Linked DNA regions of Homo sapiens: region 1 is linked to region 2. The links are chromatin contacts, found by Hi-C or POLR2A ChIA-PET in ENCODE. All regions are on one chromosome and are shown on one strand. The core of a region is the stretch at or near the end of the contact, and the rest is flanking DNA. Distances in the headings are between cores, read along the strand shown.

Evidence for each region. Hi-C counts contacts between places; a loop is a spot of excess contacts on that map. ChIA-PET counts read pairs that join two places held with the same protein, here RNA polymerase II (POLR2A). Pooled maps may share reads with other maps.
Region 1: a pooled map shows a loop between it and region 2 (15-fold over the local background). The contact joins the promoter of ULBP1 here to the promoter of NUP43 in region 2. A Hi-C loop is called at or near these places in 7 of 50 pooled maps. POLR2A ChIA-PET finds 5 or more read pairs at or near these places in 3 of 52 experiments (H1, PC-9 and WTC11).

What each region holds. Positions count from the first base shown.
Region 1 is chr6:149,959,592-149,965,239 of GRCh38, forward strand. ULBP1 (UL16 binding protein 1) reads left to right here and starts at 4,352. Exons shown (of 5, transcript NM_025218.4): 1 at 4,352-4,543. The coding sequence starts at 4,459. RefSeq lists an enhancer at 4,688-5,227.
Region 2 is chr6:149,742,552-149,747,927 of GRCh38, forward strand. It overlaps NUP43 (nucleoporin 43), which reads right to left and starts at 3,978. Exons shown (of 8, transcript NM_198887.3): 1 at 3,825-3,978; 2 at 3,389-3,511; 3 at 1,087-1,164; 4 at 1-19. The coding sequence starts at 3,944. RefSeq lists an enhancer at 4,288-4,347.

The DNA.
Region 1 (5,648 bases), core at 3,102-5,601, 220 kb after region 2:
ACAAAGAAGTATAGCTAAGAATAACCGAGAATTACAGCTAGGAAAGCTATCAGGAAAATGGGGCTGGAGGTGGCACGTGAAAGGGATATGAAAACATGCTGAGACTTCTAAAATTAGGAATAAAACAAAACCAATAATACCAATAAATGTGACACATACTGGTATGAGTCATAGGTTAACGGCGGCCACCCTGAGAAGAAAACTAGAATGTATAACTTTTAAACCAACAGAAAAAAACCCTCAGTATACTAAATGGAACACAGGTATGGAGGGGAAATGCCAGCATTAAAAAACACAATAAATACATGTGGACCAGGCACAGTGGCTCATGCCTGTAATCCCTGCACTTTGGGAGGCTGAGGTGGGAGGATCGCTTGAGCTCAGGAGTTCAAGACCAGCCTGGGCAATATAGGCAGACCCCATCTCTACAGACAAATATAGAAAATTAGCCCAGTGGGTGGCGCATGCTTGTAGTCCTGGCTACTCGGAGGCTGAGGCAGTAAGATGGCCTGAGCCCAGGAGTTAGAGGCTGCAGTGAGCTATGACCACGCCATTGCACTCCAGCCTGGGCAACAGAGGGAGATCCCATATCTTAAAACAAACAAACAAAAAAGATGGCATAGCTAAATCCTAAACAGTAATAATTACAATAAAGCTGAATTGCTAAACTCATCACATAAATCAGTGAAACTCCCAGGTTGGATTTTAAAATATCAAATAATATACACTATTTTCAAAAGGCAATGTTAAATGTAAAGCTTAAAAATGGAAGGTATCTACCAAGAAAGGCTACTTTATTTGTTCGTTCGTTTCTTTTAGCGACTACAATATGCTTTATTGTTCTTGGAAAGGGCTCAGGGTTTGGCTTTAAATCAGGCTGCACGCTTTTCATCAGTCCCACATCTCTCTCCCCATGCCAAGCTGGCTCCAGCTAGCAATGCCACATTAAATTCCAGGGAGACCTTTAGAAACTTCCAGAAGCCTCCCTTCCTCCTGACCCCCCACCCCTGCAGTCCAAGATCTCCCATGTTGGCCCACGACCCCTGCTTAGGGTCCAGCCTGGAACTCACTGATCCGACCCACTCCGGACCAGCCTGGTAGCAGGAGTAGAGGCTGGAGGCAAACACCCAACTCTGCGCCAGCACCTGTGCCACTGGAGACCTGGAGCCCAGGGTGTGATATGCTTGGAGGAAGCAGAGGGTCCCTGTGTGAGTCACCCCGGCCCTCAAGGCTGTCACAGCTCCAGTGGCCCCACCCCGCCCACTTGCAACTCCAGGCCATGGGTCCAGAAATGTCTGGATTCTTGTTCCCTTTCAGACCCCAACCTTTCTCTTCTCCTTCTCTTTCCTCCTGGCCCCCTTATCTTTTCCCATTTCCATTCCCACTTTCAGACTCGTTCCTTATTTGTTTAAAGCACAGATTTTCGGCTGGGTACTGTGGCTCATGCCTGTAATCCCAGCACTTTGGGAGTCTGAGGCGGGCAGATCACGAAGTCAGGAGTTCAAGACCAGCCTGGCCAACATAATGAAACCCCGTCCCTACTAAAAATACAAAAAAATTAGCCGGGTGTGTTGGCTGGCACCTGTAATCCTAGCTACTGGGGAGGCTGAGGCAGGAGGATCTCTTGAACCTGGGAGGCGGAGGTTGCAGCGAGCCGACATTGCACAACTGCACACCAGCCCCTGCGACAGTGAGAGACTCTGTCTAAAAAAAAAAAAAAAAGGCAAGATTCGTTTGGCCCTGGTGCACTCTAGGCTCAGTCAAACCAGCTGAAGTCTATCATTATGCTGTCCATCATTATGCTATGTTTTTCTAGAAGATTCTATCCTGTTGAAGCACCCCCAGACTGGTTGAAAACCAAGTTACTCTTCCTTGGAAAATCTTTGTGGACACCCAGGTGGGCATACAAATTTCCAAGTCTTGGCCAGTTTCAGTGGCTCACACCTGTAATCCCAGCACTATGGGAGGCTGAGGCAGGTGGATCACCTGAGGCCAGGAGTTTATAAGACCAGCCTAGCCAACATGGTGAGACCTGTCTCTACTAAAATTGCAAAAATTAGTTGGGCACAGTGGCAGGCCCTGTAATCCTAGCTACTTGGGAGGCTGAGTTAAAAGAATCGCTTCAACCCTGGAGGAGGCGGTTGCACTGAACTGAGATCATCCCACTTCACTCCAGCCTGGGCAACAGAGTAAGACTCAGTCTCAAGAAAAAAAAAAAAAAAGACAAAAAAAGTATTACCAACTTGTGCCAGCCATGAGGTCTACAACCTCGATGCTGCCACCCTCAGGACCCTGGGGGTTACAACCTCCACTCCAGCTCCCCTCTGAACCTGTGCTTTTCCTCTGAGCCCCATTCACTCCCACAACTGTCTCATTCATTCACTGGTTCACTCAGCCTCCAACCACCCTTAAATCATGTCAGGCTCACCAGCTGACGGAGAGAAAAATCATCCTTTGTAGGTCTGAAAAACGTGTCTGAATCCTGATGGTGGGTCTTGTTTTCATTTCCACCCCCTCACAGCACACTCAGGGCCATGAAGAGGCCATGGCCTGGGCTCAGAGCTCCAGCTCTCCTCAGGGTGGGCCTGGCATTTGCTGACTTCAGGGAGGGTGGCAGGGCTCACAACTGAAATAGGAGACCTGCCCTGGGTCCTTAGCATGTGCAAGGATAGGGTTCTTTGTAGAATCTGCTCATTTCATCTGTGTTCATAGCATCTGTCATTTTCCACATGCGGACATCCACACCCAGAAAGCTGAAGAAGCTTGCACAGGAATATTCAGCCACAATATGAGCTGACTTCCATATCTGAATGCATGATCTCTAGATCCCGGCCATTACAATAACCTTTGGGCCACTTCTATGCCCATCCTGGGCAGGCCTGAGTCTAGTGGCCGGATGCCTGCAGCAGGGGTGAGGCAGGAGGGCCCAGGTGTGCACACAGGCCCCTCCTCCTGTCACCTGGCTGTCCTGCTTGGGGCTCTCCTGCCAGCCTCCTTCTGCCTTCCTCCTGTTCCCGCAGTCACTGGCCCAGGTCACCCGGCCTCAGGGGTGGTGCTGCCAGGGACTTCCCAGTGGCCTCCTCCTAGGACTAACCTGAGCTCCTGCCCCCAGCCCTGTACATGGGAGGCTTTTCTCACACACAGATCCCTGGGCCCACCAAGCTATTCCCCTCCCAAATCTGAGAACTGCCCACCCCCGTGTGACTGTTGTCCTGCCGACCACCCTTCATGTAGCCCCTCCTGGACAGAGGCTCTAGTGCATCAGGCCAGAACCTTTTGGCTCCTGTGTCCCTGCTCAGTCACAGAGATGGCTGCCATCCCATGTCCCTGTCCTGAAGCATAGTCAGGCCCTGGGCTTGGTCCAGGCCTCCTCCCCTTTCCCACAGCCTCAGGACCCTGGTGATTGATGGTCACCAGGTGAAGGTCTCCCCACATGAAGACTGTGTGGAGTGGGAGGTCTGTGCCTATTTTTCTCATTCATTGGGGAATGGGCTGAGTGGCTGGGGGCAAAGTGGGACTCAGGGGCTCTGCCCAGTCCTTACTGCAGGCTAAGCCCTCCCTTGCGGCCAAGAGCCACTGGGCCCTCCACCTCCCTCTGGCTTCTACCCGCAGATCTAGATGGTTTCATGGTGACTCAGAGGAGGATGCACTCGGGCGTCCCTTTTGAGGATGGCTGCAGGGACCATCCAGGGACTGAGCCGAGGTGCAGATACAGCCACGGATTTGGGTGTTGTTAGACACAGAAGGGTGTGTAGCAAAGTGAGCCCCACGCATGCGTAGACTCTTCCCTCGGCTTCTGCTCTCCATGGAAACACAACTGATCACATCATGATTGATCACGGTAGCCCTCTAGGGCTTTCTTTCTTTTCTTTTTTTTTTTTTCCAGAAGTCATAAAGGGATATAGAATATACTCAAAGACCACCTCATGCTTTTAGTGGAGAGGCAAAAAAGGTTCGCTCCGGAATGGGGAAGCGGCTGCGCCCTGGACGGAGAGGGGCGGGGACTTCGCGACTGCAGGCGGAGGGAGGGCGGGTGTCGCTGGCGCAGGCGGTGACAGGGAGACACCGCCGCCACTGAGTATTCCTATGCAAGTTTCTTCATCTTCCTGTGCATCAGTGTTTACACTGGGGTAATGATAAATGCTGTGTTGAAAAATTATTTGATGGGGCCATGGAAGGAACGGAAGGAACGGCGTCCTGGCCCGCTCGGGGCCCGCGCACGCCGCCACCAAGCCGCGGGGGCGGGTCGGAGGGGAGAGTTGCGTCAGCCAGGCCGCTGTCAGATGACGAGCCCGGGGCGTGACGGGGTGGAGCATCCCCAAAAAAGTGCATGCCTAGGATCCCGCCCAGTGTATCCCTGCGCGCGGCGGGCCGGGCTGGGCAGCTTTATAAACAGCCGTGGTGTGAGCCTCGAAGGGAACCATCAGCGCCTCCTGTCCACGGAGCTCCAGGTCTACAATGGCAGCGGCCGCCAGCCCCGCGTTCCTTCTGTGCCTCCCGCTTCTGCACCTGCTGTCTGGCTGGTCCCGGGCAGGATGGGTCGGTGAGTTCGGGGATGTAGCCTAAGCAGGGCGGGGGCCAAACCTGGGAGGTTGTGGACTGCAGCGGGTTTCAGAGGAGGGGAGGCTTCTGGAAGGACCGGCGCGATCTCCCTGAACGAACATCGCGGTCTCCCCGAACGTCGCGGTCCCTCCGAACGTCGCGGTCTCCCCGAACATCGCGGTGCCCCCGAACATCGCTGTCTCCCCGAACATCGCGATCTCCCCGAACATCGTGATCTCCCCAGACATGCCCAGCTGAAGGCACTCAGTTCCCCTCGGTGGCTCCTTTCCGCCGGGTCCGCTTCCTGCGGCTGCTGCTTGCCCCTCAGGCCAGGAGGTTTCTGGAAGGACCGGTGCTGTCTCCCCGAACATCGTGGTCTCCCCGAACATCGCGGCCTCTCCGAACATCGCCCTCTCTCCGAGCAACGCGATCTCCCCGAACATCGCGGTCTCCCCGAAAATCGCGATCTCCCCGAACATTGCCATCTCACCGAACATCGCGATCTCGCCGAACATGCCCGGCTGAAGGCACTCAGTTCCCCTCCGCGGCTCCTTTCCGCCGGGTCTGATTCCTGCGGCTGCTGCTTGCCCCGCAGGCCAGGAGGCTTCTGGTAGCACCGGCGCGATGCCCCCGAACATCGCGTTCTACCCCAACATCGCGATCCCTCCGAACATCGTGATCCCCCCCGAACATCGCCGTCCCCCCGAGTAACGCGGTCTCCCCGAACATCGCGGTCCCCCCGAACATCGCGGTACCCCCGAACATCGCCGTCTCCCCGTACATTGCGATCCCCCGAAACATTGCGATCTCCCCGAACATCGCGATCTCGCCGAACATGCCCGGCTGAAGGCACTCAGTTCCCCTCCGCGGCTCCTTTCCTCCGGGTCCGCTTCCTGCGGCTGCTGCTTGCCCCATAGGCCAGGAGGCTTCTGGGTGGACCAGCGCGATCTCCCCGAATATCGCGGTCTACCCGAACATCGCGGCCTCCCCGAACATCGCGGTCTCCCCGAACATCGCGATCCCCCAGAACATCGCGGCCTCCCCGAACATCGCGGTCTCCCCGAACATCGCGATCCCCCAGAACATCGCGGTCTACCCGAACATCG
Region 2 (5,376 bases), core at 2,728-5,227:
GCTGGTTGACTGACAGAGTCTAGGCATCAGAAATGAGGATACTATTAAAGCAAAGTACTAAGGAATTAGCACTTCTTCCCAACAAGAGTATCTTTAAATTCTGACTCACACCCTTCTACAAGAATAAATCTCTCCTTTTTCCTTTAGAATAATGAAATCTAGAAACTACTGCCATCAAAGTTCTATATACACTGAATTAGATACAAAAGGAATATTGTTTAATAATGCCCCACATTTATCTCAAACTACAGTAATGACTTTTAGGGATCAAGCAGTTGGATGTTCAAAGGCAACTCTTTGTATTCTTATGGGAATTAACCTACATCTAAAATATACATATCTGGCCCACGGCTGTCGCTCATGCCTGTAATCCTAGCACTTTGGGAGGCCAAGGCAGGCAGATCATCTGAGATCAGGGGTTCGAGACCAGCCTGGCCAATATGGCAAAATCCCGTCTCTACTAAAAATACAAAAATTTGCTAGGTGTGGTGGCACGCGCCTGTAATCCCAGCTACTTGAAAGGCTGAGGTGTGAGAATTGCTTGAACCAGAGAGATGCAGGTTGCAGTGAGCAGAGATCGCACCACTGCACTCCAGCCTGGGTGACAGAGAGAGACTCTGTCTCAAAAAAAAAAATAAATAAATAAAATAAAATAAAATAAATAAAATATTAATCTCTATAGCTTTTTCTAAATGACTCAAAAAAACCCTTAACATGAACTGGGACTTATATTAACTAGGCATGTCTATTAGAAAAGGTTACCTTTGGCTGGGCGCGGTGGCTCACACCTGTAATCCCAGCACTTTGGGAGGCCGAAGAGGGCTGATCACCTGAGGTCAGGTGAGATCAGCCTGACCAACATGGAGAAACCCCGTCTCTACTAAAAATATAAAATTAGCCGGGCGTGGTGGCACGTGCCTGTAATCCCAGCTACTTGGGAGGCTGAGGCAGGAGAATCACTTGAACTCAGAAGGTGGAGGCTGCGGTGAGCCGAGACTGCGCCACTGCACTCCAGTGCGCGGGCAACAAGAGCAAAACTCCATTTCAAAAAAAAAAAAAATCACTTCTCAAACTAAAGTTCTTTACCTGGTTATTTGGATGGTGAAGGAAAACTGTTACACATCCTGTTGATGAAGCAGCGACAATTCTTTCCTGGTCAAAAAACTAAAGAGAAAATTTCTGCTTGTTAAAGATTCAGAAATATTAGCAGGGAGGAAGTCCATTTGTTTATTTAACTCAATTAGTAGCAAATCTTATAACAATTTTAAAAAGCAAAGAGCCATGAGTGCTAAGGAAATAAAATGTGTTAATGAAGCTGAAAGGCCAAACTGCCATACAAAGTATTTTCATGAATAAACAATATTTTTTCCTAGACACATTCACCCACAATTGATTTAATTTGGGACCAACACAATAAAACCTTAGGAAAATATTATTCCTGGCTGGGTGCAGTGGCTCACGCCTGTAATCCCAGCATTTTGGGAGGCCTAGGTGGACGGATCACTTGAGCTCAGGAGTTCAAGACCAGCCTGCGCAAGATGGCGAGGCCTCGTCTCTACAAAAATACAAAAATGAGTTGGGGTTGTAGGGAAGTGGAGGTTGCAGTGAGCCAAGATTGAGCCCCTGCATTCCAGCCTAGTTGACAGAGCAAGACTCAGTTTCAAAAAAAGAATAAAAATTTTAAAAAAGAAAAGCCAGGCACGGTGGCTGACGCCTGTAATCCCAGCACTTTGGGAGGCTGAGGCAAGCGGATCACGAGGTCAGGAGTTCGAGACCAGCCTGGCCAATACGTTGAAACCTCATCTCTACTAAAAATACAAAAATTAGCTGGGCGTGCTGGCATGTGCCTGTACTCCCAGCTACTCAGGAGGCTGAGGCAGAAGAATCACTTGAACCCACGAGGTGGGGTTGCAGTGAGCCGAGATCGAGCCACTGCACTCCAGCCTGGGTGACAGAGCAAGACTCGTCATAAAAAAGAAAAAAAAAAAAGGAAAGGAAAATATCGTCTGGGCATGGTGGCTCACACCTGTAATCCCAGCACTTTGGGAGGCCAAGCCGGGTGGACCACGAGGTCACGAGTTCAAGACCAGCCTGGCCAACATGGTGAAACTCCATCTCTACTAAAAATACAAAAATTAGCCAGGCATGGTGGCATGTGCCTGTTGTCCCAGCTACTCGGGAGGCTGAGGCAGGAGAATTGCTTGAACCCAGGAGGCAGAAGTTGCAGTAAGCTGAGCTCTCGCCACTGCACTCCAGCTCGGGTGACAGTATAAGACTTCGTCTCCAAAAAAAAAAAATGTATCTTTCCTAGAGCTAGATAGCTTTCTTTTTTATTTTATTTATTTATTTATTTATTTATTTATTATTATTATTTTTTGAGACAGAGTTTCGCTCTTGTTGCCCAAGCTGGCGCACTCTCGGCTCACTGCAACCTCTGCGCCCGGGTTCAAGCGATTCTCCTGCCTCAGACTCCAGAGTAGCTGGGATTACAAGCGCGCACCAGGGCTAGGTAGCTTTCTATGGAAAATGCAGGGGCTCTCCACACCAGGATTTGAAAACTTAATTTCGGCCGGGCGCCATGGCTCACTCCTGTAATCCCAGCACTTTGGGAGGCCGAGGCAGGCAAATCACCAGGTCAGGAAATAGAGACCATCGTGGCTAATATGGTGAAACCCCGTCTCTATTAAAAATACAAAAAATTAGCCGGGTATGGTGGCCTGCGCCTGTAGTCCCAGCTACCCGGGAGGCTGAGGCAGGAGAATCGCTTGAACCCGGGAAGCGGAGGTTGTAGTGAGCTCAGATCATGCCACTGTACTCCAGCCTGGGTGACAGAGCGAGACTCCATCTTGGAAAAAAAAAAAAAAAAGAAAACTCAATTTCATCCCCACCACTCATTACTGGTTTTGAGACTTTGGCCAAGTTAAGTTCACTAAATCGTGGTAAATCTTTAAAACGGGAGCACTAATCTCTACTTAGGGAGTTGTTATGAGAATTCAAAAAACAAAATGATGTTATCCCCCTGCACAGTATCTGTCACATAGTACATGCTCAAGATATATTAGTCTCAATTTTCTCATTAGTAAAACAAAGTAACGATACTTGATTCACTGGCATGCAACAATAATTAATTTTTGTAAAGCTCCCCAAACGGTATTTAGCACATAGTCGACAGTCAATTAATAAAAAAGTATGATTAAATCTACATCCCCTTTCCCAGTCCTTTTTCTGCCACTAAATGGCTAAATGATGTTGGGCAAATCATAACTTACAGAGCACTCAGTTTTCTGTAAACGAGGGGTGACACCAGACAACTTTTATGATGCTCTGCTTGTTTAAATGTATTACTCAGGACTTTCAAAGTTAGCTTTTGGATGCTACACAGATTTACCTGTAAATCCATTACATCACCATGGTGTCTGATATCACACAATAACTGATGGTCTCCTTCAAACCCTCCATCAGAGTCCAAGTTTCCAAAATCTCCAATAGACCACAGTGAAATATAATTTTCCTGTAAAACAGAAAGTTTTGTCTTGAGATGACATAAACGTCAACTCTCGGAAAATAAAAGTTGTGCTCCCGTCCGGAAATGTTGCTCCAAAACATCTCAAATGGTATGGTGAGTTTAAAACACAACGAGATACGAGGCTCAGGCATGCCATCACCGGCTCTGAGCTACGGAGCAACCGCGCCTGAGACAGGGGTCCGGGGGACCTAAAAGTGCGAGAAGAACCAGAAGGTGGGAGTTGGCGCGCGGAAGGCCAGGGGTCAGCTCAACCGGAGAGAGGGAGGAGGTAGGGGCTCGTCCCTATCAGCGGCGATACCTCATTGTCCCAAGATCCTGTAGCGAACGTCTCCGCGGTCTGTAAACTTCCCGGAGGCAGCGGTCGCCAGCGGGTTTTGCTGATTTTCTGGGACACAAACTTCGCATAAATTTCCTCCATGCCGAAAGCGGCCGCAGCAGGTACTGCAAAAAGCAAGCACAGTACGCGCCTCTCAGCACCGCCTCTTCCCGCGGAACCCTGATTGGATGGGACTTTAGGACGGAGACGGTGGCTGCAGAGAGTCAATTCTCGTCGATAGCCAGTGTGGGCACAGTCAGTACCTAGACTGAGAGGCCCACCCATCTCACAGAGCAGCTCTGAGCAAAGGCAAGAGCGCTTTGGCCTTTGAGCAGTAGGACTTGCTCCTAATCTGCAATGTCAGTATTTTCTTGTGTTCAATAATTGTGCAGTGTAAAATTTAAGTGCAAAAACAGAACAAAAACAATGCAGTAGAAACCACCTTGAAACCACACCTAAGCAGTTGCAGGTCACTGCGCATAGAAAACGATTCAAAAATCCTTAAATACTCGTGGAAGTACCTCGAATAAAGTGCCAACCTACTATCCCAAACCTCTCCCTCTTGTCTCCCAAACAAATACTTTGCTTCAAAGTTAATACACACTGTCAGAGCCTGGAGTTGGAATTCTGAAAGACTCCAGTTTTAGTTTTGATGCCAATTGCCTAGCTTTGATCAATTCAATTACGTGCATGATTAAGAATGAAGTTTGTGATACCTATTGTCAACGGCCCAGGAATCAGTTTTCTAGGTTCCTTCTGTGCTTTTGGTTACACCTATAATATTCTTCCCTTCCTCTTTACTCCTCAGAATCCTGCCTATCCTTCAAGGATCTGTTCTTTCCTTTACCATTTCCTGACGACCCCAGCCAATGTTGATCTAAATCAACACCATTTTTTTTCTTTTTTAAGACAGGGTCTCTGTGGCCCAAGCTGGAGTGCAGTGGTACAATCTCAGCTCACTGCAACCTCTGCCTCCGCCTCCCAGGTTCAAGTGATTCTCCCACCTCAGCTTCCAGGGTAGCTGGGACTACAGGTGTGCGCCACCATGCCTGGCTAATTTTTTTTTTTTTTTTTTGGAGAGACGGGATTTCACCATATTGGCCAGGCTGGTCTCGAACTCTTGACCTCAGGTGATCCAACTGCCTTGTCCTCCCAAAGTGCTGGGATTACAGGCGTGAGCTAGCATTTGATATCTAGACCACTAATGACATATATTTTGGATATATCTTATGTTAGTTTTCTTTAGATGCATATTCCTCCCCCATTAGAATGTAAATCCTACTGAATACAAGAGATATGACTTATTCAACTAAAAAATGAAGCTCTTTTACACTATAGGTATTCATAACTGTATGTTGGTTATTTCTTTAAAAAGGGCCATTATGCTACTGTTGTTTTTATGTGATATTGGTAGTCCTACTTCACAGGGACAGTTTACGGAAGCACTGCATGTAAATGCAATCCATCTGGGTCAGCTTTAGAGTTACCAGTTTCCTATCAAGGATTTGACTTTTTTCTTTTCTCCAAATGGAAG